Regions from separate parts of the Homo sapiens genome. Here all the other regions are linked to region 1. A link is a loop called in an ENCODE intact Hi-C map of the cell type or tissue named here. Cell type or tissue: PC-3. All regions are shown on one strand. Links, peaks and the distances in the headings refer to the core of each region. The heading gives the core; the rest is flanking DNA. Region 1 overlaps GNA14 (G protein subunit alpha 14). Region 2 overlaps GNA14 (G protein subunit alpha 14). Region 3 overlaps GNA14 (G protein subunit alpha 14).

Evidence for each region. A loop is a pair of places that touch in the nucleus more often than their neighbours do. Peaks named below come from ENCODE experiments on the same cell type or tissue, not always from the same donor. Only the 100,000 strongest peaks of a DNase experiment are listed, where the experiment ranks them.
Region 2: a loop joins it to region 1, with 5 times the contacts of the local background. A loop is called at or near these places in 16 of 110 quality-filtered maps.
Region 3: a loop joins it to region 1, with 8 times the contacts of the local background. A loop is called at or near these places in 14 of 110 quality-filtered maps.

What each region holds. Positions count from the first base shown.
Region 1 is chr9:77,586,067-77,593,005 of GRCh38, reverse strand. All of the region lies in intron 1 of GNA14 (G protein subunit alpha 14), which reads left to right. Among named protein-coding and RNA genes, the nearest start is that of GNA14, 59 kb to the left of the region's middle. RefSeq lists enhancers at 4,616-5,521, 6,850-6,939. In PC-3, for the core only: no CTCF peak of the experiment used is centred there; DNase peaks (open chromatin) are centred at 3,405 and 4,505; H3K4me3 peaks cover 1,264 bases; H3K27ac peaks cover 3,325 bases.
Region 2 is chr9:77,520,728-77,527,666 of GRCh38, reverse strand. The region is part of intron 2 of GNA14 (G protein subunit alpha 14); the gene reads left to right. It overlaps GNA14-AS1 (GNA14 antisense RNA 1), which reads right to left. Exons shown (of 5, transcript NR_121184.1): 5 at 905-1,166. Among named protein-coding and RNA genes, the nearest start is that of GNA14-AS1, 77 kb to the right of the region's middle. In PC-3, for the core only: no CTCF peak of the experiment used is centred there; a DNase peak (open chromatin) is centred at 3,576; H3K4me3 peaks cover 518 bases; H3K27ac peaks cover 2,537 bases.
Region 3 is chr9:77,511,857-77,518,795 of GRCh38, reverse strand. The region is part of intron 2 of GNA14 (G protein subunit alpha 14); the gene reads left to right. It overlaps GNA14-AS1 (GNA14 antisense RNA 1), which reads right to left. Exons shown (of 5, transcript NR_121184.1): 3 at 1,252-1,353; 4 at 697-774. Among named protein-coding and RNA genes, the nearest start is that of GNA14-AS1, 68 kb to the right of the region's middle. In PC-3, for the core only: no CTCF peak of the experiment used is centred there; DNase peaks (open chromatin) are centred at 3,175 and 3,745; H3K27ac peaks cover 2,008 bases.

The DNA of each region.
Region 1 (6,939 bases), core at 1,322-6,321:
TAGGAATAATTGATCATTGAAACAGCCCAGCCCAGGAAGAAAAGCCTGCATACTTTGTGAGCTGTGACTTTCCCATGATTACATACCTGTTTTTTTGTTCAGTTAAAAGTGTTAATCAAATGCCTGCTTGTATTTGGTGCTAAACCAGGCACAGTCCAGTTATGAGTTCTGTGTCAAGTGGTTTGTCCTTCAGGAAGGGCAATAAAGCAAGAAGATAAAGGATCCTACAGCAAGGAGACCAGTGACATATGGAGCTAAAAAAGAGGAAGGAAAAGTACTTATAACACAGAAAAATCAAGAAAGAATTTATGAAGGGTTGAAGATCTGTAAGAATTAGATCAGAGATTACAAACTCGAATGTTTAGAGAGGAAGCAGGGAATAACTTCATGAGTCATTCAGGCTGGTGTGGTGCTATAGGGAGTGGTGGTGACTGGGGTAAACTGGAGAAAGCTTGTCTCCCCCAAAGGGGTGGCCACTACCCCGGCAAATTTAATGTTACTCCCTGGGAACATAGACCCAAAGGGACCAGATCTTACACAGATCTTTTATACTATGAGAATCTAGAAATCTACTTTTCAGTGAAATCTGCCAATTTCTGACAACTAATAAAAGCAAGCCTTATCTCTTAGAGCAAGTTAACATGGTCATTCACTGTCCTTCACTTATGCCATCAGGGTTAACACATGCGCGTGTAAGCACACACACACACCACACAATTACACAGTTATTAGTTCACAACCTCCTACTTAGATGTTAGGAATGGATTCAAGCACCCCAGGCTGACAGAAGAAAGTGCTGGACATGGCCAGGCACGGTGGCTCACGCCTGTAATCCCAGAACTTTGGGAGGCTGAGGCGGGCGGATCACGAGGTCAGGAGATCGAGACCACTGTGAAACCCCGTCTCTATTAAAAATACAAAAAATTAGCCGAGCATGGTGGTGGGCGCCTGTAGTCCCAGCTACTTGGGAGGCTGAGGCAGGAGAATGGCATGAACCCGGGAAGCGGAGCTTGCAGTGAGCTGAGATCGCGCCACTGCACTCCAGCCTAGGTGACAGAGCGAGACTCCATCTCAAAAAAAAAAAAAACCAAAAAACAAAAAACGGTGCTGGACATGAACAAGAAACTCAAGTGGTTCACAGAGAGCTAGGCTGTTGGGTGCATGAGAAGTATTATGGGAAATCTATCTAGAAAGCAGGTCAGAGGATCTTGAGTGCCAGACGGGATGTTTAAAATTATCCTGTTAGAATGGAGAGCTGATAAAGGTTTTTGAGCAGGGAGTGGATTTACCAGATAGAACAATAATCTGGACTAATCTAAGAGACATGTTTGATCAAAGAGAGCCACGCACTATGCTACCATATGACATACTACTGTACTGAATGTTTTCCATAAACTATGCTTCTCACCCTAACAAACCAAGGTAGAGGTAGGTATTGTTAATTATCTTCATTTGACGCCTGAGGAAATTGAGTCTAATGGGAGTCCCCTAGGATCATACAGCTAGAGAGGGAGGGACCAGAATTTGAGTCTAGGGACATTTGATTCTAAGGCCTGGATAGTTGGCCCCTCTGGTGCCCAGATTTAAAAGAGGGAGAGAGAATGAGAGAAAAATCTATTCTTTTTTAAAAATCCTAGTACTCTATCTTCCTGTAACTTCACACCAGATACTCAAAGATTTGTGGACAAGGATGGAGCCTTCAACTCAACCAGGACAACTTGATATTAAGAAGCAATTTGATGTAGGCTGGGTGTGGTGGCTCATGCCTGTAATCCCAGCACTTTGGGAGGCCTATGTAGTAGGGAAAACACCTGCTGTAGGAAGGGTATGATCAGGATGATTCTACTCGGAAACAGCGTGTGATCGTCCTGAAAATGCAGTATTTCAGTGCACTGTCTGCCTTCCTGGAGGGCAAGAGGAAATTAACCTGGACATTCACTGTCTATCACTAAAAATGAGATGACTTTAAGTTTGCCGAGTCTTTCAAGGTTGTGACCCGTGGTTCTTTATTCCTATAGAAGAACGTGGAATCTTTTGCCCCCCAAAAGAGGTCTGTTGTATTATTTATGCTCTGGCCTGTGGTAATAGCAATTTTAAAATAAAAATATGTCTAATGTGTGTGACATGTCATCCTTACCTATTTGGATGCTTGGCCTGTGCTTTTCTAAGGGTTTAAGAGCCACTTCAATTCTAGAATTTCTTAATTCTCTGAAAATTTGCTCATGTGTGGGATGCTTATATTAATAAGTAATAGTATCTTCCTAATAACTTTGTCATAATCTTATTTTTTTTTTTTAATGTGTGACCTAAGTATTACCTTTGTTTGTCCCATGAGTGAACGGGTCTTCAAAAAGGTTACTTCTCTTGCCCTGTGCTACACTACATCTGCCCTTCATTCTGAAGCAGACACTGGTTCACATGGCTTGGACAAGAGTGAGCAGATGTGGGGGACAGCAGGAAAGAATACAAGAAATCAGGGCTGTCCTGGAATATGTGGGACACCTGGTAGCCATGCCATGCCATTTTCCCAGCAGATAAGCAAAGAGGAAGAATAATTCTGTGGCACATAGAAAATGTGAAATTATGCTCACCACGTATGTCTGTAGGTTGATTGTGCTGGTTTTGTTGTGAATCTTACCTGTACTCCCTCAAGAATGTGAACACATCAGTCCCCTTCAGTGCAAAGCCCTAGCCTAGAAACTTAATTTTACAGGAGGAAATTTCTTAGGACTTGATCACAAAGGTTAGGAAAATGATGGGGAGTTTTGCTGAGCTTAAAACTGACTTGGGGCCGGGTGCGGTGGCTCATGCCTGTAATCCCAGCACTTTGGGAGGCCGAGGGGGGTGGATCACTGAAGTCAGGACTTCAAGACCAGCCTGGCCAATGTGGTTGATACCCCATCTCTACTAAAAATGCAAAAATTAGCTGGACGTGGTGGCAGGCACCTGTAGTTCCAGTTACTCGGGAGGCTGAGGCAGGAGAATCACTTGAACCTGGGAGGCCGAGGTTGCAGTGAGCCGATATTGCGCCACTGCACTCCAGCCTGGGTGACAGAGCAAGACTCTATCTCAAAACAAAACAAAAACCTGACTTTGTACTGGTTTCCTTATCCTTTTAGGGGAGAAGAGGCATTGATTTTACTCATATTTGATGTTTCCCTGATTATAAAAGACGTAGTTTATAGTGTGTTGTTTTAGGAAGTCAAGGTCTTGGTATGGAAGGCAGTGACTCTGGATGGTCATAATTAAAATCCAGTGTTGCCATCCAAATGACAATGTGCTTTTGCAGGCAACTCTGGCTATCATGGTTGCTTTAGGCAACCTGCGGTTTACCCACTGTGTACTGACTACAGGCCATAGCCCGAGGGTGGAGGAAAAAGGCAATATCCAGCTACTCTCAGAGGTTTCTCCACCCTGGATGAGCAAACAACCCTCTCCCCTTTCAACAAACACAGTACCTGTAAAGACAGGGCTGACTCATACGATGGCTTTTGAGAATGAAATATAAGTGATATCTGAACCCTAAGGTGATATATTAAACAAAGAGTGTTCTCCGCTCTTCCAGGAACCATGACTTCCAAAAACAAACAAACAAAAAAACAAAACAAAAAAAGAAAACCGAGCTCACTCCATTTTGCATGAATAAAATTTCTAGGTCAAAGTCAAAGGAATTGGTAACACTGACAGTTTGGTTGACGCAGAAAGTCAAATAGCTTCCTCCTTAAGAGGCTCTGGGAAATGAAGTGGCCTGGCCCATCAGAGCTAGAAATGACCCTGCAAGTGAGCATTTATTTCCTTGTCAGGCCAGTTTGGCTTGCAAGAAATGCACCTGTGAAAACCAATGCCAGGTTTTGGTAAACTGGTCCTAAAAGTTACTGAGCTATAATAGATTCCTGGGGCATACAAAAGTGCTGTGATTCCAAGTTTGATTTTTAAAAATACATTGAAGGGTCTGTATGAAATGGAATATAAATAAAGATGGCTTTGAATGCTAATGTCTAAAGCAAACAAACAGTTCTTTTTAGCTGTGCTGGCCCATGGCTTTTAAAAATGTGGCTAGCATGTGAACCCCCAATGTGTCCCAGGCACTTTTAGACAGTGGCAAAAGCAGGTTCCTTCTTTTGAAGAATTTTCTGCGACTGCATGTGTTCAGAGCAACACAGTAAGCACCCAGTATATATTTGTGGAACAGAGAAAGCTGTTAATTCTCTCTGGGAACATCAGAAGGACTTCCTGGGGCTAAGGTGACCTCTGACTCAGATTCAGGTTTGACAGTAGGAGAGTGTCACCTGACAAAGAAGGGGGATTAGCAACTTTTATGCTATGTGTGCTAACCTGCCTTCTAACTTAGATTTTTATATGAAATATATTTTCCTGCTTCCTTGCTCCTCTCTGTTCAGTCTTATCCCTGCTTCTATATCCTCTGATTAAAGGCTTTAAACTTTCCTTCTCTTCTCACCCCGTGACTCATTCAGCTGTCAGACACTTCCTAAGCATCTGCTCTCCAGGCTTCCTTGCTCCTGGGGAAAGCATTGTGCTAAATGTGAAATTCCTGCAGATTTCCTTAGTCATTCTCCATCAGGATCAAGAAATCACCAAGTCCTGCTTGTTACTTTCACATTCTTCATTCAAAATACAGTGCTGAAAAACAGGAAGTATTTTATCAATTAATGTTCTGTGGTTGCAAGCAACAGACACTGGCTAACTGAAGGAAGAAAAGGAGTTCACTGAAGGGGTGTCAGGGTGTGGTGGATGGAGTGATAGCCCCCCAAAGATGTCCCCCTCTGAATCCCTGAAAACTGTGAATATGTTACTTGACATGGCAAAAGGGACTTTGCAGATGGGATTAGGATCTTGAAATCGGGAGAGTGTTCTTGACTATTCAGGTAGAACCAATGTAATACAAGGGTCCTTATAATAAGGGATGCAGGAGGGCCAGAGTCAGAGAAGACGATGTGATGACTGAAGCAGACATCACTGAGACAGGAATTTGAAGTCACTGCTGGCTTTGAAGATAGAGGAAGGGGCCAAAGCCAAGGAAGGCAGATGGCCTTTAGTAGCCAGAAAAAGGCATGGAATGAAGCCTCCCTTAGAGCCTCCAGAAGGAACAGAGCCCTCCAACCCCTAGGTTTTAGGATTTTTGAAATCCAGAACTATGAGAGAATAAATTCGTGTGTGTATACGTGTGCTTGTGTGCATGTGTTTCAATTGCAGTGAAATTCACTGAATAAAAGCAACCATTTTAAAGCAAACAATTCAGCGGCATTTAGTACATTCACAGTACTATGCAAACACTCTATCTAGGACCAAAACATTTTCATCAGCCCAGAAAGAAACTCCATACATACTAGGCATTCGCTCCCCATCCCTTTGTCCCACCTCCCCCAGATAACCACCAATCTGTGTTCTTTCATACTACGGATATTTCATAGAAATCCAATCTTATGTGACTTTTGCGTCTTCTGGCTTCTTTTGCTTGGCAAATATTTTAAAGTTCACCCATGTTGTAGCATGTGCCAGTACCTCATTCCTTTTATGGCTGAATAATATTCCATTGTATATAAATACCACAATAACTTTAGCTATTCATCAACTGATAGATATTTGGGCTGTTTCTACATTTTGGCTATTGTGAATAGTGCTGCTATGAACATGTGAGTATAGATACTAATATGAGTTCCTGCTTTCAGTATTGGGGGTATATATGCTTAGAAGTGGAATTGCTGGGTCATGTGGTAATTCTATGTTTAACTTTTTGAGAAACTGCCAAACTATTTTCCATAACAGCTGAACCATTTTACATTCCCACCAAATAACTGGAATGCATAAGGTTTCCAATTCTCCACATCCTCATCAACACTTGTTCTTTTCTTTTCTTTTTTTTTTAAGTATAGCTATCCAAATGATAACAGGAGCTAGAAAGAAATTATTTAGTCAGATAGTGAAGGTAAGAGAGTCCTTAGTAAGATTTTCCTTTAATAAAAAGCAGCCCCCAAATCATTTATTTTCTATTAAAAAAAAAAAAAAAACCAGCCTGTAAAATCGAGCTGCAGACATATAGGTAAGCAAGTTGGAAGCTTGCACGGGTGAATGCCTGCAGCTGTGCCAATAGGAAAGTGCTACCTGGGGGACCAGGCGTGTTCAACATGGAGGTTCCATCTTCCTTTTTCGGTCAACTACGGGTACCGTAAAGGAACAGGCAACATGGCGCTGGCCAGGTAGAGAACCTATCTGCATAATAAAAGGTTAGGGTGGGGTGGCCAGCTTCTTCACGCACTATGTAAATGACACACCTGGTCCAACCAATTTTTGGGCCCTATGTAAATCAGACACCGCCGCCTCAAGCTCATCTGTGCACTTTGCCACGGACTAGAAGGCCCACTTGGCCGCCCCTCTGTGTGCAGGAGAGAGAGCTGTTCTCTTTCTTTCGCCTATTAAGCCTCTGCTCTTAAACTTACTTCTTGAGTGTCCGTGTCCTTGATTCCCTTGGTGTGGGACAACAAACCTCGGGTATTTACCCCAGACAACTATGCCACTTTATTAGTGGGAGTGAAGTAGCACCTCACTCTGAATTGTATTTTCATTTCTCTAATGACTAATGATGTCAAGCATTTTTTCATATGCTTGTTGACTATATATCTTTATTGAGGAAATTTCCATTTTTTGACCTTTTTTAAAAAATTGGGCTGGTTATCTTTTTGTTGTTGTGAGAGATCTTTATATAGTATGGATATGTATGAAAAAAGAGCTCTTTATATATTTTGGATGCTAGACCCCTAATTGGTGCTCTTTTAAGCCACTGAGTTTGTGGTAATTTGTTATAACCAATTTGTGGGAAGGATGCTCTGGGGTTCTGGATGCCAGGGGTAAGTGATGTATCTGTTCCAGTTTCTTTCAATTCTTGTGTCCTGATTTCAGAGGGGAGCGCGGCTGTTGTAG
Region 2 (6,939 bases), core at 976-5,975, 65 kb after region 1:
AGCGAAACTCCGTCTCAAAAAACAAAACAAAACAAAAAAATTGTGTGGGGTGAATTAGCCTACAGCAAGGGTATCCAATCTTTTGGCTTTCCTGGGCCACATTGGAAGAATTGTTTTGAGCCACACATTAAACACACTAACGCTAACAATAGCTGATGAGCTTAAAAAAAATTGCAAAAAATCTCATTCTGTTTTAAGAAAGCTTATGAATTTGCATTGGGCTGCATTTAAAACTGTCCTGGGCTGCACTGTGGCCCACGGGCCATGGGTTGGACAAGCTTGGCCTATGGTATATCTGGTGTGAAGTAAGGTGAGAGGCACACACTGAGCCACTAGGAGATTCTAGAAGTGACTGAGATGATTCCTTTATACATTGCTGTATCTTTTTGAAAAGGTACAGTTCTTTTTTTACTTACCCTTTCTAATGTACTCTAAAAATTAGGCTTTCTGTGGAGATTTAAGATGACTTCAGTGAAGAGGCAGGAATGTTCTTGGGGGGTGATTTCAGTTCATCTGTTTTTCCCCTGTTGTAAAATACATTTTGTTTACCAGTCATGGTGAGGTGACTGGGCAAAGCTTGGAATTCAAGGATGGGTTTGTAAACAGACCCACTGAGGAGAAAAGGCTCCTGTGTAAGCCACTTCTGCTTACGTTGGCAGCAGCGTTTGTAAAACCTAATCAGCTTAGTTATCAAAGCTTCTAGGTTTTTGCTTTTGTTTTGTTTTTCCTCATGAGCTTCTAGAGTACTCAGTTTATATTTTAAACAAAGTGGTTTTATGTGGTTTGACATCTACCACTGTCTCCTTTTCTCTTGACCTTAATTATTTTGTCTAGGCCATCTCCGTTTGCCCCCTAATCTGTGTTAGTTTCCTAGGGCTGTTATAACAAAGTACTTAAGATTGGATGGCCTAAGACAGAATTTATTGTTTTTACAGTTTGTCATGCTAAAGGGCCAAAACCAAGGTTGATTGGTTCTAACTGGAGGCTCTGAGAGAATCTGTTGTCGGCTTCTTCCCCAGCTTCTGGTGGTGGCTGGAAATCCTTGCCGTCCGTTGGCTTGTAGATGCTTGCCTCCAGCCTCTGCCTCTGCCTTCGCCTGGCTTCTTCCCTGTGTCTGCGTGTCCACAGCACTGTCCTCTCTGGTTCTGTGTCCAAATTTCCCTTTTCTTACAAGGACACCAGTCGCTGGATTAGGGTCGACCCTAATCCGGTATGACCTTATCTTGCTTGCATCTACAGAGACTCTCTTTCCAAATAAGGTTTCACTCTGAAGTTTTGGGTCAGCATGAGCTTTGGGGGAACACAATTCAACCCCTCTGGCTCCCCAAGATTCATGTCCATCCCATGTACAACATACATCTACTCCATCCCGACATCCCTAAAAGTCAACCCATTCCAGCATCAACTCTAAGACCCAATTCTAATCCAAATATCAACTCAAAAAGTCCCAAATCAGGCCAGGCACAGTGGGTTGTGCCTGTAACCCAGTACTTTGGGAGGCCGAGGCAGGCAGCCATCTCTTGAGCCCAGGGTTTTGAGATCAGCCTGGGTAACATGGTGAAACCCCATCTCCAAAAAAAAAAAAAAAAATACAAAAATTAGCCGGGTGTGATGGTGCACACTTGTAATCCCAGCTACTTGGGAGGCTGAGGTGGGAGGATCCATTGAGTCTGTGAGGTGGAGGTTGCAGTGAGCTCAGATGGTGCCTCTGCACTCCAGCCAGGGGACAAAGTGAAACTCCGTTTTTTTTTTTTTTTAAAAAAAGTCCCAAATCTCATTGTCTAAATTAGGTATGGGTGAGATTCTGGGTACAAACCATCCTGGGGCACGGCCGGGTGCGGTGGCTCACGCCTGTAATCCCAGTACTTTGGGAGGCCGAGGCAGGCATATTACAAGGTCAGGAGATCGAGATCATCCTGGCTAACGCGGTGAAACCCCGTCTCTACTAAAAATAAAAAAAATTAGCCGGGCGTGTTGGCGGGTACCTGTAGTCCCAGCTACTCGGGAGGCTGAGGTAGGAGAATGGCGTGAACCTGGGAGGCAGAGCTTGCAGTGAGCGGAGATCATGCCACTGCACTCCAGCCTGGGCAACAGAGCGAGACTCCATCTCAAAAAAAAAAAAAAAAGAACAAACCATCCCTGGGCAGGATTCTTCTCCATCCATGACTGTGAAACTAGGATACAAGTCCATTGTACCTCCCGTCTCCTCCTCTCTTGCCATGTCTGGCTCAAGTATCTCAATTCCTGTTGCATAAACTTTCTCAAACTGACACCTGGGATGAACTGAATGCTAAAATGGCTTAAGGAGAGGCAGAAGGTCGAATGGAAAGAACCCTGGATTGGCTCTAAAAAATCTGGGCTTTGCTCATGGTTCTACTGTGGGTCTAGGGCTGGAGTCTGCAAACTTTTCTGTAAAGGGCCAGGGAGTCAATATTTGTGGGCTATATGGTCTCTGTTGGAACTACCCAGTTCTGCTGTTGTAGTGCAGAAAGCAGACATAGGCAATATCTAATAAGTAAACGAATAAGTGTGGCTCAATTATAAACTCTACGTACAGAATGTATAATAAGAATAGTAAGTTAAGAATACAGTTGAGAATAGTAAGAACTATTTTTGACTCATGGGCCATGTAAAAAATCCACAGTCCATGAGTGGATTTAATCAGTTGGTGTACTTTGCTGACCCTGGTCCTGGGGAAGCCGTACCATCTCTGTTTTTCCATTTTCTTACCTGTTAAATGAGACATGCTCTGTCTACTTCATAAGCCACTATGAGCAAAAGGAAGTGATTTACAAATTAAATGACCCTCGAGAAACACAAGGTTATTATTGGGGCAGGTTCAAAAATCAGAAATAAGCTCATTTTTTTTATTACTTGTTTAGGTCATTTTCATCAATTTCTTCTCTATCATTTTCCTGTGGCTGTTATTTCTAATAATTTTTTCTCAGAGCTAGTCTTGATTCCAAACATGAAACTGTGACAAAGTACCATGCTTAGGTCATAAAATGATAAACTGATTAGTGATTCAGTCGTATTCAGTGATGGTTTAGGAGGCATGCTATATGTTATCTTCTTTACAAAGTATCGTATGACTTGAAACAATTGGTTAGTTATGTCAGGGAAGAATAAAACTTCAGCTTTTATTTTCACAGTGGTGCAGTCTTCTCATTACTTATTGCTGAGTATTTATTTCTCTATTATCTGCTGTTTTTTCTGTTTGTTTCTGTTTCTTTCAGAGCTGGGAACATTTTCTTATGTATGTAGAAGAGAATTTAAAGTGGTTTTAGAGGGTTTTATTTTAAATGTTAGTGAGATTATTGCTCAGCTAGGCTGTTGAAAGTCTTTGCCTATTACTTGACAGGCCACTTATTAAAGGAAATTTATCGGAAATTTAGTTCCGCATTTGTTTTTTAACTAACATGTTTTTTCAATTAAGATACAGCCTTGAAGATTTTTTCTTATACCTTGCCTGCTTATTTTATTAAAAAGAAATGATTCATATGTATTTGCTCACTCTGTTGATAAACCTTAATTTTTATGAATGTCTCTCAAGAGTGTTTTATGGGAGCAATTTGAATTTATGACTTCTTGAATAAATATTACAAAGGCATTTGCTCAGTGGCAGGGTTCCTAAGTCTGAGTTAGCTTATAACTCATGTTTACTTGTGATGATTTCACAGAAGCCAGAAAAGCATCATAATTTTTGCTGTTTGCAGTCTCTTGAACTTGGGAAGTTCTCATTCTAGGCCTGTCCTACAGTGAAGGAAAAAAATATGAACCCCTTAAAGGTTCTGCAGAATCTGCTTGCATGATGTAGATACAGAATTTCCCAAGGGCAAAGGTCAGCCCTACCTGACATCTCAAAAACACGTTAGTTCCATGTTCAGTCATCTTGAGAAAAAAAGAAGGCCTACAGGCTCTTCACAGCTGACCCTAGCTCCTTCGCTGCCCCTCTGCTCTGCTTAGAGGAGCGCCAAACTACACTGGGGTCATGTTGTATTTGCACGGGACTTAAATTTAATTGTAAGGGCAATCATGACAAGAACCAAAACAGATTTTTTAAAGAAGATTTAATAGTTGATATGGTTTGGATGTGTGCCTGTGCCCAAATCTCATGTTGAATTGTAATCCCCAGTGTTGGAGGTGGGGCCTGTTGGGAGGTGATTGGATCCTGAGGGTGGTTTCTCATGAATGGTTTAGCACCATCCGGTTGGTGCTGTCCTCATGACAGTGAGTGAGTTCTCGTGAATTCTGGTTGTTTGAAAGCGTGTGGCACCTCCTCCCTCCCCAGCCTTGTTCCTGCTCTGGCCATGTGATGTGCCTGCTCCCCCTTCACCTTCGGCCATGATTGTAAGTTTCCTGAGGCCTCCCCAGAAGCCGAGCAGATGCCAGCACCCTGCTTCCTGTACAGCCTCCAGAACCATGAGCCAATTAAACGTATTTTCTTTATAAATTGCCCAGTGTCAGGTATTTCTGTTTAGCAATGCAAGAATGGACAAATACAATAATTAAACGGTAAGGGGATTATTTTGCCTGCCATTCCACTCCAAGTATCTAATTTAGAAGGCAATGTTTCTAGAAGTGTGAGGACTGGATTTGTCTTCAGAAAGCATTTTACTCTTCCATTAGAAGCTTTTGCTGCATTCAAAATCCAGTTGAGTCTATGCACTTGAGCTGTCCAGTCAACCACCACTCTTAAAAGGTTGAATGTTTTTATTTGAATCGACTCACAAGGCCTCTGCGAATTTTGTTTGAAGTTTTTGCAGGTCCTACACTTGGGTAAGTGGATGCCTTTATCACTCAGTCCCTTGGAGTTCCTCCTCTTCCTACTGCTGGGTTTATCAGGCACTAGAACATCCCAAACAATGATTCTCAGTCTTGGTTGCACATTGGAATCACCTGTGGGGCTGCTACGCCAATGCCAAGAGTATCACCCCCACAGGCTCAGAGTTAATGCTCTGGAAGGCAGCCAGAGCATGTGGATTGAGTTTTAGGTCCCTCCCAGGTGATTCTGATTGGGCAGCCAGGGTCGAGAACCACTGATAAATATGTGTCTTAACATAATTTGAAGGGGTTCAATTTGGATTCTGCTTTTCTGTCAACCTTTCCATAGCAGGAAGGGAGATTTCTGGTAATCTTTTCCATGGAGTGACCTAATTAATCTCCACCCAAAGGTAAATGGTGCGGGCAGCATTGACAGTGTCTGTTGTGTTCAGCCGAACTGGGCTGCCTTGGTTAGATTAGCCTTGACAGAATCTCCAGGTGACAAACACAGCAAATGCTGTTTGTTTCCTTTGAGTCTTTCAGGAACAGAGCACAGCCTCATGCCCAGAGTTCCAGCTCTGAGATGCGGATGGGGGCAGAGGAAGAAGCTGCAGCGCATTCTCTCAAGGTCTCATCAATGGCGCCTTCTTGCCTGCCTTCTCCTACTGTTGCTACATAGAAAGCGTAATTTCCTTCTGATGGATAAGACAATCAGAGATGCAGATTGTATTAATAACAGGTTGAAAGCGTAGGCTTTGTTTATAATAAAAATAGCATATGGGCCATGCCTGTAATCCCAGCACTTTGGGGGGCCGAGGCAGGAAGATCGCCTGAGGTCAGGAATTCGAGACCAGCCTGGCCAACATGGTGAAGCCCTGTCTCTATTAAAAATATATATAAAAATTAGCCGGGCGTGGTGGCGCATGCCTGTAGTCCCAGCTACTCTGGAGGCTGAGGCAGGAGAATCGCTTGAATCTGGGAGACAGAGGTTGCAGTGAGCCAAGATCGCGCCATTGCACCCCAGCCTGGGTGACAGAGTGAGACTCCATCTCAAAAAAAATATGTACCATATGATTTTGCTTGTGAGTAAATAAAGACATTATATTAGGAAATTAGTTTGTATTTTTACTAATCATTAATACATATTTTGATTTACTGAGATAATTCATCAAGTATAAAACATAAGCATCAAACATCTAACTTCATATTTAAGCAATCAAGTGTAGTATTTTGGGGGCGGGATCATAGGAGAGTATATTTCTAACACCAGAAAGCCCTTCGATAAGGTCTCACATTTATGCATAAATAACTCCTCCAGCTCCACTTTCCATTCTCAGAAAGTGGAAGGCTGAATTTCCAGGAGAATTTCTTAAGGATGCCTGTGAAGAAATCAGTCAGAGTTCAGTGAAAATGGTTAATTTCTGTCACTTTTTTATTGGAGAGTTTTTCGGGGCTGGGAGTATTTTAAGAGCCTCTTATGTTCTACTTTTTAAAACATCTGTTTAAATAAATTTTTCTGTCCCACTTCCTCATCCAATTTGAAAAATTCAGATTCTGCACGAACCTTTGGGAACACAGAGGCCAATGTTCCAACTTTGGCCGTAGCCCAAGGTTGCTGGTTCTCTGGTGAATGTTAAACTCAGGCCCTGCTTCCCATGTCCTGGTGGGTGTTAAAAATCACATGGTCCATTTTTCTCCTTACCAAGTACTCTGTTGAGCTCTACCTGTTGTCACAACAACAACAACAAACAACAAATTCTCCACCAAAATTCTAGGCAGGAGCTTTTCCATTTATCCCAACAGTTTTCTGATTAATCAGTGTTTACTTTAGTGTGAAAACTGCTGTAATCAGAGCTTGAAATATAAGAGTTTGGAAAATGGGAAAGAATAAGATGGGAAAGAAACTGAACTTTCTTCTTGATTGCCGTCACAATTAAAACACCCACTACCCTTTAAGCCTGAACTGGGATATGAGGAAGTTTGGGAGCCAATGATGAGTAATAACATTGATTTGACCATTCCTTCCCCTACCTCAGAACTGAGTATGCACCTACAAAATCCAAAGAAATGCTTTTAAAACCTAATGAAAAAGGGAGATCCTGTAAAGTTACAAACAATCCAGAAACTAGTGAGGCCATCATTCTATTTGAACACTTATGCATCCGTCCAACACAT
Region 3 (6,939 bases), core at 786-5,785, 74 kb after region 1:
GGCCCTTTATATGACCTGGTTAGGAAGTTATTTGCTTCTGTGTGTGGGTACACAATTCATTAAAGATAAGAAGATGACTGATTTTTCTAAATTTTCTTTTAAGAAAACACCACTAGTGTTCTAATCATTTGCATAGTTAAGTTGTGGTTGATTGTAAAAAGGTTGATGATAACAGGAATAACTCTGCATGTATTTTGAGTGCCTCTAAGTTAGCTGCCTTCCTTTTATCCTGAAGGCAGTAGAAGTGGTTGAAAGATGGCATGTGGGAGACCATTATGACAGACCAGTGGCAGCCCCTAGTTCTCCCCAAGGCTCTGAACTCCCGATCCCACCCACTGTATCTCTGCTTTGTGTTGATCTAGAATGTCTTCCCAGGTAAGTTGTGTAGAGACTTGCCTTTGCTTTGGGGTTTTATCATCATGATGGTCATTATTTGGATTCACTGATGTGTGGAGCCCTCCACAATGTTAGTAATTACTCCAAATGAGAAAGTTTTTCTTCCAAAGGTCAAGTTAGCTCTTGGTATACTAGAAAGGGACAACAGCTGGCTTGAAGTGAAATTCCTGCCCTGTCATTTTTATCCTCAACAGTTTTGGGTGGCTCCCCAAAACTCTCAGTGTTTTTATTCCCTTCCTCCATTGAGGGCTATGTTGGCTCCTGGTGATATTACAAAATTTAAACGTGTGAGTAACCTACCTTCAGAAGTGAAAAATCACATTCTGCTGTGTCCTGAACAGGCTACCTTTTTCACCAAAGCTTCTTTTATTGGGCTTCCTAGTTAATAAGACACTGCATTAAGTACAATGTTATACATAATATGTCAATATAAGCTGTTTTACTTCATATAATACAAGAGTTCTTTTCAGACATATTAAAAAAGTATGAGGATATGGCCAGGCATGGTGGCTCACACTTGTAATCCTAATGCTTTGGGAGGCTGAGGCAGGTGGATTGCTTCAGCCCAGGAGTTCAAGACCAGCCTGGGCAGCATGGCAATATCCTGTTTCTACAAAAAATATAAAAATTATCTGAGTGTGGTGTGCATCTGTAGTCCCAGCTACTCAAGTGGCTGAGATGGGAGAATCACCTGAGCCTGGGGATGTCGAGGCTGCAGTGAGCCATGATTACACCACTGCACTCCAGCCTGGGTGACAGAGTGATACTCTGTCTCAAAAAAAAAAAAAAAAAAAAAAAAAAAAAAAAAAGAAAAGTACCAGGATAAGCACCAGAAATACACATACATACACATACACAGACTTGCAGTGAAGAACCTGTGTCCTCCAATGTGTGTGGCTTCCAGGTGCGTCCTCACCCTCTTCCTGCTGATGATACCTCTTTTTTGGCACTTTATACCTATTTTTGAAACAATGAATTAATGGGTGGCCCCTCGCTCCCTATTTTTGAAACAATGAATTAATGGGTGGCCCCTCGCTCCCTATTTTTGAAACAATGAATTAATGGGTGGCCCCTTGCTCCCTATTTTTGAATGAATGAATGAATGAATGAGCGGCCCCTCCCTGAAACGTGGGCATCCGCATCTCCTGCACTCCTACACATCTCCACACCATAAGAACAAGCATCTATGGGCAGGAAAGTCCTCACAGAGAGCTCAGGTCGGAAGGGCAGGAAGATGAGGAAGAATTCCCATGATATTTTTCAGGTTGCTTGATTTCTGTTAAATTTGGCGATGAGAGGGTTAAATGATTGGAGGACGATTTTCCCTAACCAACGTGCCATTTCTGTGATTCCTCCACTCTCTCACTAGCAGAGAAAGGTCCAAACTGCACCAGGCACTTGGCTGGCTCTGGCTGTTCACACGTCTGAGTCCAGCCAACAGTGGGCTCTGTGTTAAGGGAAATCAAGAGCCTGTTCTTTTCAACCACGATCCTCACTTTCCCATCTTTAAGAGACAGGTTGTCATTATTGTTGTAAGAGATGTTTTGATTTTATATATTTGGCCAGAGATTACTCTTGTCACTGTCCACAAAGGTGTAACTTGATGTCCTTCCTAACCCCCATGCCAGGTCAAGACCTGTGTTACATTCCCCTGCCCCCTACCGCCCCCCACCCCCAATGGGGTCTCACTCTTTTGCCCAGGCTGGAGTGCAGTGGTGCCATCTCAGCTTACTGCAACCTCCGCCTCCTAGATTCAAGTGATTCTCCCACCTTAGCTTCCCGAGTAGCCAGGACTACAGGTGCACACCACCACACCCATCTAATTTTTGTATTTTTAGTGGAGATGTGGTTTCACCATGTTGGCCAGGCTGGTCTCGAACTCCTGGCCTCAAGTGATCAGCTGCCTTGGCCTCCCAAAGTGCTGGGATTACAGGTGTGAGCCACCATGCCCGGCTGACCTGTGTTACTTTGATTATGAACACCCATCTATGACAGTTTTGCTTCCCTGCCTCCAAGTGAGTGGTATCTCTGCCACTAGAGGTTGATATGAATGACTGATAATGCCAAATAATAATTTTCACCTAGGAAACTTAGACAAGGAGACCTAACCCATAGCAATAGTAGACATTTGATAAATATTTGTTATACGAATGAAATGAATAGCACAAGCTAAGAGTGCTTTCTAAAGATTGGGCCCAAGAGAAGACAAAATGGGCAACTAGTCTGATATTACAAAGCTTCGAGGATTTAATGGTCCATTGCCTTGTGAAGGAGATCCTTGAGTAAAGGTTTCCTGGAGACCTCTAAGTCTTCAGTGACTCTCTGCTTGCGGGTCATGTACCACCTGCCCCTGTTAGTTCCCATCTCTCCCCATAGTGTGAAACTCTGTTACATGGCTGTCTCTTCCTGCTCTGGGTTTTTTTTTTTTTTTTTTTTTTTGTGAGACAGGGTCTTGCTGCGTTGCCTGGGTTGAGTGCAGTGGCATGATCATGGCTCACTGCAACCTCGACCTCCCAGGCTTAAGCAATCCTCCCACTTCAGCCTCCTAACTGGGACTACAGGTGCACACCCCCAGGCCTGGCTAATTTTTTATTTTTTTGTAAAGATGGGGTCTCCCTATGTTGCCCAGGCTGGTCTTGAACTCCTAGACACAAGTGATCCTCCTACCTTGGCCTTCCAAAGTGTTGGGATTACTGACGTGAGCCACAGAAACTGGCACCAGCTCACTCTTGAATTCCTCAAGAGCAATGCTGTATTCCTGTCTGTTTCCTCCAGCTCTCAGACAAAGGCAATGCATAAACAAACAAACAAATACCTTTTGAATTCCAGATGAACACCATTAGAAATCTCAAGTTATTATAACATAGTTTTGGCATTTTAAGGGCGGGGAACCCAATAGCAGATCAACAGCCTCTCTTTTACTATTTTTGCAAGCCTTGTGGTTTTTGGCAGCAGTGGCTGCCCGGCTCTGCCGCATGCTCATTCAGCTTCAACCACAGTGACCTCCTTTCTTTTGGTCCCTGTATTCACAATGCTCCTTCAAGCCCAGGACTTTTCCACATGCTCCTCTCTCTGCTTCCCTTTCCTCTTTGCCTGCCCACGTCTTTCTTGTCCTCCACTAGAATGGAAGATCTATGAAGGCCAAGGTCTATGCCTACTTTTCCCCACCTTTGTAGCTGCAGTGCCTGACATAGATGCAGGCCAGTTTGCCAAAAGCCTATCCACTGAAGAACTCATTCCTGGGGCAAAGGAATGTGATTTTTTTATGAGCCCATGCAGTTGACCTTAAGGCCACATTCTGGCCTTTCTTGAACGTGTCTCTCGCAGTGTCCAGCCTCATTTCCTCTCCCTATTGGATTGTGGTTTCCTGCTTCTCCCAGGCCTCACTGTCATCTCACATCCTCCATCTGCCTGAACGTCCTGAAACTGATTTCCTTTGTACTCATAAATAGCTAACTTCATTTATTTGTCTTAAATAAGAAATCTGGGCTGGGCGCAGTGGCTCATGCCTGTAATCCCAGCACTTTGGGAGGCCGAGGTGGGCGGATCACAAGGACAGGAGATCGAGACTATCCTGGCTAACACGGTGAAACCCCGTCTCCACTAAAAATACAAAAAATTAGCCGGGCGTGGTGGCAGACGCCTGTAGTCCCAGCTACTTGGGAGGCTGAGGCAGGAGAATGGCGTGAACCCGGGAGGCGGAGCTTGCAGTGAGCCGAGATCGCACCACTGCACTCTAGCCTGGGGGACAGAGTGAGACTCTGTCTCAAAAAAAAAAAAAAAAAAAAAAATCTGATATTATAGAAGACTTTCTTTGACACCTTCTTTTTCCACCCACCCACCCTTGGGTTAGATACTCTTTCCAGTGTACCTGTAATGCCCAGTATCCTTCGTATTACATTATAATTCTTAATTTATGCATCTCTCCCACTTCAGACCAAGAGTTCTTTGATGGGGAATCATGTCGGGTTTACCTCTGCATCCCTTCGGGCTCAATAAACGTGAAGTCAATGATATTAAGACGCTGTGTGAAGACAATATTATGAACCCAAAGGTATCTGAGAGATTCATCTAGGTGGTAGTATCCACAACCTCAGAGGACGTGCTCAGCTGTTCTCCCATGGGATAGAATTTTGCCTCCTTGACTATGGGACTGTGATATCGGGCAAAAAGCAACAGGGGTCCACATGGCCATGTTTGTCTTTTTCCAAAGAAATATTTGGCCATTGGAAATATTGCTTCTGAGTTGCAAGATAACCAAAAAGCCTGGCATGGGGCCCTAAACTTAGTTTGGGAAGCTTGGGATTGGCCATGCTTAGCTCTTGGGATGTGTTTGTTGAGCTGCAAATGTACCCTTCCAGGAAAAGTTAAGTCTGTGACAATGACTTCTCAAGCAGAGACACCAGACAGCTGTTTTAGAATCCCTGAGGGCCAAAAAAAAAAAGTGCTGAAGGGAACAATGGCTTGCTTATGAACTAGGAGAGATATTCAATAGATAATACCCTTTTCATCAACCAAGTTTTAAAGAAATTGAGGATAAGACCAAACAGCAAACAATAAGGTGACCAAAATGTATTGTGGTTAATGCTGAAGTATAGAGAGCATGGCTCATAACTGGAGTGAGGACTTGTCCTAAACCCAGAATGTGGTGGACTTAGCTATAAGGTCATCATGTGTTCGGGAAGACTCAGGCCTCACCCAGCAGGGCAGTCCTGTAATGACCTGGAAGAGTGGTGCGAAAGAGAGGAAGGGGCAGAGGCCAGGAGTGTCATGCAATTGCTGTGCCTCCTCACGGAATTATTGAGTGTGTCCCCTGTGTCATAGACCCATCACAGTTGTCTCTTCCAGTACTTCGTGAGCTCCCTAAGGGCAGGGACTGTGTATACTTCTGGGCGCTAAAATGAGTGTGAATCCATGTCAGGCACTCTGTGCCAGTCTTTATTGGAAATATATGATTTTATCTTAAATAGTTCTTCAATGTAGGTACTATCACTTGCCCTGACTTTAGAGATACAGGCACTAAGGTTTGTGGAGGTAAATAACTTTCCCAAGATCACACAAGTAGCAGATGTCAGAGTGGGAAACTGAGCCCAGGAGGCCTGACGTCCCAGGCAGAGCTGCTAACTATTGTTCTGTATGCTTCTTGATGGGTGATTCAAGGCCTTGTGTAGTGTTAGGGTATCATTTAATGATCTGATTATGAAAGTGCTAAATGAGGTGATTGGGGGATTCTCTGTCTTGGATTCTCTATTCCTGGCCTTTTATAAATTCCTTTGTCCCTGGCTGGGATCCAGCTGGCTTACACAACTGTCAGTGTAATCTCTATCAATATTTACACAAGGGGTCATGCCATCAAAGAAACTAGAGAAATATCAGGATTAGTGCTTTCACTGGATAAAGTTTGAGGATTGAAGAACCTTCTGTTGAGTGGATTTGAAATAGTTGCATGGAAAATATTTTTTTATTTTCCTTGAAGAGAAGTAAACAAGCCAGAGATTATTTCAAATTTATTTTGCTAATTGAAACAAAGCATGACAGTGACCTTCGAACCAGTGCCAGTAAAAATCAAATAAAATCTGGATAGTATATTCTGAGAGTGGTCTAAATGGGATGCCTTTTAGCGGGGGTTTGTTCAAATGCTTAAATTTTTAAAAAGAACGAGGTAAAGCTATGTTTATTGATATAAAAAGATTATCAATCTATAACAGGCATGAGAGAAGTGAGGTATAGAAAGAAGTTGATGTGTTTATGAATATCCCTTTGTGTGTGTATGAGATACCTTTGATAAAGAATACATAAATAGTTACAGATATGTTATTTTCTCAAGAAATAAGAAACTGTAAAAATGATTACCTTTGAATGGAGTGGGAAAAGATAATTTCCCTGTTAATTTTTCTGTTCAATTTACTTTTTAAAATGTGGATAGAGATTATTTCTGCAGAATAAGATTATCTCTGCAGAGGTAAGTCATCTTAATTTTCTTCTTTTTACTTCTGTTTATTAAAACATTAAACATAAAAAACCCAAATGCTACATTTTAATTAAAAATAAATATTAGCAGTTTAAAATTAAGATATGAGTAGTAACTTTGAGAAGAGTGACTAAAACTCCTCTAGTCCCTTTAACACTGACTTCAAATCCACATGAAGTTATCCTGGGGGTGTGGAGTGTATAATTTATGTTATTACAGATTTTTGTTAAATAAATCGTATGTTTGTGTTCTGGAAATATTTTTGTGTACATGCCTGTGCTTCTGGGTCTGGATTTGTATGGTTGGAAGGAAACACTGGGCAAAGTGAGGGGGACAGTGGGGGACAGTGGGGGCCAAGCAGGCAGTGGGGGCTCTGTCACCTCGAGCCATTTCCTTCTTAGAAAGCTTGAGGGAGGCTCCAAGGTAGGGCCGGGAGGCAGCCAATACGGAGCCCATGGCGGCACAGGCATGAGGTTATTCATTCATCAAACAGTTATCGAGGGTCTACCTTCTGCCTTTGGGGAGTATCTGTAACATTTTGTGCCAAATTAGAGGCCTTCTGGTTGACTGGA